Regions from separate parts of the Homo sapiens genome. Here region 1 is linked to region 2. Evidence: chromatin loops called from intact Hi-C (ENCODE). Cell type or tissue: endothelial cell of umbilical vein. All regions are shown on one strand. Links, peaks and the distances in the headings refer to the core of each region. The heading gives the core; the rest is flanking DNA. Region 1 overlaps CCNH (cyclin H). Region 2 overlaps LOC101929380 (a long non-coding RNA gene).

Region 1 (2,928 bases), core at 333-2,832, 240 kb after region 2:
CTCTCATAATTGTGCAGGGCAGATAGATAGGACATATGGAACATACGTGGCAGAATGACATTGGTAATCAAAGTGAGTGAGACAGGAACCCAAGGAGGTGTTCCCACAGTAAGGAAAGCCCTAGATTCCAAGAGCAACACTTTATGCTATTCCTCTAATGTATAAAATACAGGAAAAAAAAATGCTAAGGGCTTAAAAGATGTCTGCTTAGTAGTTCCAAGCTACAAAAGGCAGTTATTTCTATGGGGGCTGCTAACCTATGTGGCTTCAATCACCGTTTAACACTGATACCAAAAATCTCAACATGTCCCATGCTCCTTTTCCTTGAAATCAGCTCAATTCATTCCATTCTCTCCCTTCTTGGCTCTTTTATCAAATTACTCTCCTTTCCACCCCTTCTGTTTTTTAGCTGGACTTGGACCAACATAGTATCCCAGGTGGTCTCCTTCCTTGGTTACATGATAGAAGACAGGGAGGATATGGATTAGTCAAGATATTTTTGCTGTGCACTTTGGCTCCCATTTATCACACCTCAATCTTTAGCCATACTAACCTGTCATTCCTCAGTCTGAAATCCTTCTCCCTTTTATTTAAAATCACAAACCTGACTTACCCTGCTTCTTATATTTTAACATCATTTGTCTCTCAAGTTGAAATGGAAACTTGTTACTTACCTTTGTAGGCCCTCTAGTAACTAGCTTGTCAGTGTTGAAATAAAATCTCTCACACTTTAACGTTTTTAATGGGGCTGGGTGGGAAAATTTTCAGTGATAAGTGTGGACCTTGCTCTGATGCCAAAGTTTGGCGATCTGAAAGGGAAAATGAGACAAATTGTGAACATCTTGTAATTCTGTCTAGAGCCTAGCAGCAATATATTTAACTAGGACTGCGATGGAGGATTTATAACTTTTGGCTTCTTCCACTCTGCTTTTGTAAAAATCTCACATCACGAATTTTATTCCTTTCACTCTGGAATGAGAAAAAAAAAAAACCCACAAAACTCAAGCCTACAGTGTAAAGAATTATTGTTAGAGAGATGAATATGCATATAGTAAGTATTGCCTTAAAATAGATGTAACTATAATGGTACCTACCTTTCTGGAAAGTACAGCCTGGGATGTACTGAGACTGAGGAGGTGTGTGTATTTGTGCAATTTAATTAGATTCAGGACACTTGAATTACTCGGAATTCCTTCAAGCCAGTTTTCCTGAAAAAAATCTGGCTTGGTAAACAGACGTCCACAGTTTGGTTCCAATTATAATAGTTAACACTTACTGAATACTAGTGTATGCAGGTACTATTCTAATTAATCCTATGAAGAGTAGGCATTTTTATCTTCCCCATTTTCAGTGTGGGAAACTGGCACTTAGAGGTTTAATAACTTACCAAGGTCACATAGTGAAATACAGCTGGCCATGATTCATATGTAAGTAATTTGCTGTAATAGTCTGTGCTTTCATATTTTTATATTGACTCATTTCAATTTGAATTACATTTCTCTAACATATTTAATCTGCAAAATTCCTAGTAACTGTTATAATCTACTTACACGGATTCACTTATAGGATCTAATAGGTTAATTATAAGGCTGTGGTGATGTGTGCCTGTAGTCCCAATTACTCAGAAAACTGAGGCAGAGGATCACTAGAGCCTAGGAGTCTGAGACAGCCTGGGCAACATAGCAAGACCTTACATCAAAACAAAATTAAAAAACAACCACAACTGAATATACAATTTGCTGCTACCTACTTATCTATACTAGCGTAAGAGTTTGATGTAGACAGCTATTCAAAATCATATATCTGGTTTTTTTTAAAAACCCATTTGGAAATGTTTTCGGGTAACTAAAGAAAAATAATATTCATTACCCAGACGACTGGCTTTCAGTACCATGTAACAGTTGAAATACCTTCTGCAGTTTAATAGTAATGGACAAATAGCTAAATATATCAGGATGGCATTCAAAAAGCCATTTATAAAGGTTTCTAGAGGGCAAAACACATTCCTTAACACTTTTAAAGCTGGCTACTAAGTTTTGTTTTTTGTGGTGCCTTTTTTAAAAAAAGCATAGGTTTGCCTATCATATTTTGCTTAAAAAATTAGGCAAATGAGTTGCAGCTTTAATTTGATATTAGTCACGATGGAATAAGAATATTCAAAACAGGTGCTATTCTAGCTCTTTTGAAGATGGTTTATTTTACATAAAGTTACTGTGAAAGGGAAAGAAAACAATAGAAAAGTTTTAATATATTTTATGTTTTCACATTATACTTTTTAAATAAAGTTAAACGTTTGATATGCTTCCTACTTCTCTTGATTAGTTAGCATTGAGAAATCAACTTCAAATGGTTAGAGAGATTCTACCAGGTCGTCATCAGTCCATTCTTCCTAAGAAGGAAAAAAAGTGTGGTAAGGATAACACTGAAGCATAACCAGTATTGTTTACCTCTTACCTCCCTTTAAGAAAATGTTCTCCTCCTTTTACCCATGTGGATTACAAAAGATAAACCAGGAAATTTTGTAATAGTTCACTGTTAGTAATGTTGGCATGGTCTCACCAGACTCCTCCAGTGAGGAATAAAGGTTATGGCTGTGACCTTTTGCCTCTGATTATTCACTTATTTGACTTGACAGATAGAAAATTTTTTTTAAAAGGGGGTAAGGGAAAAATCCTTGGAGAATAAGAAAAAAAGCAAAAATGTAGTATGTATACATATTGCTTCTGCTTTCTATGAACACAGGAAGGATTCTTCATTAAATAAAGACAGAAGAGAGAAAAATCCCTTTAATAATGGACAACAGTACTGTACGTAAGGAAGTATGCAAAAAATGAAAAAACCCACAACTCTATAATGCCTGTACTCTTGGAGAATAAATCTTAACAGTATAGTCACACCAGAATGTATAACAAAAATAACTTAGAGTTC
Region 2 (2,928 bases), core at 194-2,693:
TGAGACCATCTTGGCCAACATGGTGAAACCCCGTCTCTACTAAAATACCGAAAAAAAAAAAATTAGCTGGGCGTGGTGGCAGCTGCCTGTAGTCCCAGCCATTCGGGAGGCTGAGGCAGGAGAATAGCTTGAACCCTGAGGGTGGAGGTTGCAGCGAGCCCAGACCGCGCCACTGCACTCCAGCCTGGTGACAGAGCAAGACTCCGTCAAAATTAAAAAATATATATATATACACATATATATGTGTATATATATAGTATATGTATATGTATATATATGTGTATATATAGTATATGTATATGTATATATATGTATATATATAGTATATGTATATGTATATATGTATATATATGTGTATATATGTATGTATATATGTGTATATATATGTATATAATATAAATAAAAATAAAAACCTGGGTCTCTATGTGAGCCTGAACGACAGCTCTGCTGAGACTCCACACAGCTCTGTGTATCGAACACAAGGCCCTGGTGGTGTGGGCTCACGAGGGGATCTCCTGATCTAGGGTTTGTAAAGATCTGTAGGAAAGCATGGTTTCCCGGGTGGAGTCAGGAAAGCATGGTTTCCCGGGTGGAGTCACGCCATCACTCACTGCTTCCCTTGGCTGGCGGTGAGGGTTTCTTTGCCTGCGTGCCGCTCCCACGTGGACCGTCACCCCACCCTGCTTTTCTCCATTTTCTGTGGGTCGAGTTGATTGCCTAGTCAGTGCCAGTGCGAGAACCTGGATATTTCAGTTGAAGACGCCAGATTTACTTGCCGTTTTCATTCTTCTCTGTGAGAGCCGTGGAACACAGCTGCTTCTTATCATCCGTCTTGGCCCCTCCCCCCAAAATATTAATATTATTCTTTTTCACCTAGCTGCCTTTTCCTTTCTGAATCAGCTGGCAAACTTCCTAACATCCTTCAAGATCCAGTTTCAAAGTCCCTTTTAACAGTGGCTCAAACCTGTAATTCCAGCACTTTGGAGGCCAAGGTGAAAGGATCACTTGCACCCAGGAGCTCAAGACCAACCTAGGGAACATAGTGAGACCCTGTCTCTAAAAGCATAAAAATTAGCCAGGCATGGTGGCACGTGCCTGTAGTCTCAACTACTCAGGAGGCTGAGGCAGGAGGATCATGTGAGCTCAGGGGGTTGAGGCTGCAGTGAGCCATGACCACACCACTGCACTCCAGCCTGGGCAACAGAGCAAGACCCTGTCTCTAAGTAAATAAATAAATAAAAATAAACAATAGAATCTCCATCTCTAGAAATTCTCCTTTATTTTGTCTATTGCCTTCTCCTGTCTGTGCTCTCCTGGAACTTTAGCGATGTCTCTAACACCTATCGTACTACACATAGAATTTATTTATATGTCTGTCTGTCCAGCTAGTCTGTGAATTCTAGCACCTAGAGCAATACCCAACTTTCAGTAAACAACAGATGTTGACTGGATGGTCTGTGACTGAATGAAGGAAATAGCGTAAGAACCTATGCTTTTCCTCAAATGCTTTACAGTATTAGTTCAGACTTGTTAGTTTATGCATATCTTTGGTGTAACTGACATAACTGTTCTTCATGAAGTCAAATAAAGCTGAAAACCTTAATATGTATCTAACAGGGAAAAAATCTATTTGGGGTTACTGGGACTGTAGAATTGTTGAGTTCCTAGGACTGAAGGTCAGAAACCACAAAGAGGTAGAGGAATGGGAAGGAAGTGACTAAGAAGGGCAGCATACTAACTGGTTAACTGTTATCATCACAGAAACCAACAGTAGCTCTGATTTACATTAAGTTGCTTCAACTCTAGGAGTAGTCTTGATTTCTTGGCAGATTTTCTTCTTAGATGACAGTGCTTGGCTTTCTGGCCCTTGACATTAGTAAGACCTTCTCCTGCTGAGTCATTTGTTGCAGTTCTCTCTGGCATCGTTCCTCTATGGATTATGTATTTCCCCTTCCTATTCATTAACATTGTTTTCTTGATAGATTCTGCAGCTATTGTCATTACAGTTGTAAGTACCCTTTGCCCTTGGAAATTACATGGTATGGTTAATGAATATTTTGGTTGAAATGTTTTTGTGTTACATTTTCTGATTTATTCTTAAAAATTATCTTAAGAATAAGAAATAAGAATAAAGAGTAAAAAATACATTTCTAAGAGCAAGGACCTTTGAAGTGCAGCTATTAATGTTAATAGACTTTATATTTACAATAAAGATCTCAACATTTTAAGTGAACAAAATTTACTGAGGGAAAAATAGAGTAATAGAAAAATCTTATTAAGGATGATTCAATAAGCCTTTCAACCAGCATATTCCTGGCATACCCCTATGTGCAAGAAACAAAGTTAAATAACAAAAATGTCCTAACTTGTACTTCTTCACAATCTACAGGAAATACTCTAATTGTAATGCAAACTAATAAGAGAAAGCATTATAGTCTATGTAATAGGTATGAATCTCACCTTACAAACTTACATGTATAATAAATATATTTATTATTTTCTGTATTCATGCTTAATTATTTTTTTGTACCAATCCCCATCTTCCAGACCAGCAGAAAATTGATTCTGGTAATTATTTGGTCTTTCTCTCTCATCCTCTTACCTGGGTGATTGGAATGGGAGAGAAAGAAGAGTGTTATTGTTCATTGTTTGCCTGTTTGCAGGACTCCATAGGATCGGGATCTGTGTCCTGCAGGAGAAACAAGAAGCTCTTAAATGGCTGCAGATGGTTTTCTCAGCCTAAGTTCCCAGTCTACTGGGAACTTAGTGGGTAGAGGGTGCCTGGCCATAGAGAGGCAGAGTCGTCAAATGTATGCAGCCCTGGTAAGATGACTTTGGCATTGCTTGGACTCACATCCTACGCACACCGTATCTGTGTGTGGTCTTGTGCAAATTTTTAAAAATTTCCTCAGCTTTAGGTTTGCATCT

What was found. Peaks named below come from ENCODE experiments on the same cell type or tissue, not always from the same donor. Only the 100,000 strongest peaks of a DNase experiment are listed, where the experiment ranks them.
Region 1: a loop joins it to region 2, with 3 times the contacts of the local background. A loop is called at or near these places in 1 of 110 quality-filtered maps.

Annotation. Positions count from the first base shown.
Region 1 is chr5:87,392,096-87,395,023 of GRCh38, forward strand. CCNH (cyclin H) reads right to left here. Exons shown (of 9, transcript NM_001239.4): 9 at 2,179-2,389. The coding sequence ends at 2,351. Among named protein-coding and RNA genes, the nearest start is that of CCNH, 19 kb to the right of the region's middle. In endothelial cell of umbilical vein, for the core only: no CTCF peak of the experiment used is centred there; a DNase peak (open chromatin) is centred at 1,396; H3K27ac peaks cover 2,431 bases.
Region 2 is chr5:87,149,959-87,152,886 of GRCh38, forward strand. The region is part of intron 2 of LOC101929380 (a long non-coding RNA gene); the gene reads left to right. Among named protein-coding and RNA genes, the nearest start is that of MIR4280HG, 29 kb to the left of the region's middle. RefSeq lists a silencer at 1,641-1,841. In endothelial cell of umbilical vein, for the core only: no CTCF peak of the experiment used is centred there; a DNase peak (open chromatin) is centred at 1,653; H3K27ac peaks cover 1,900 bases.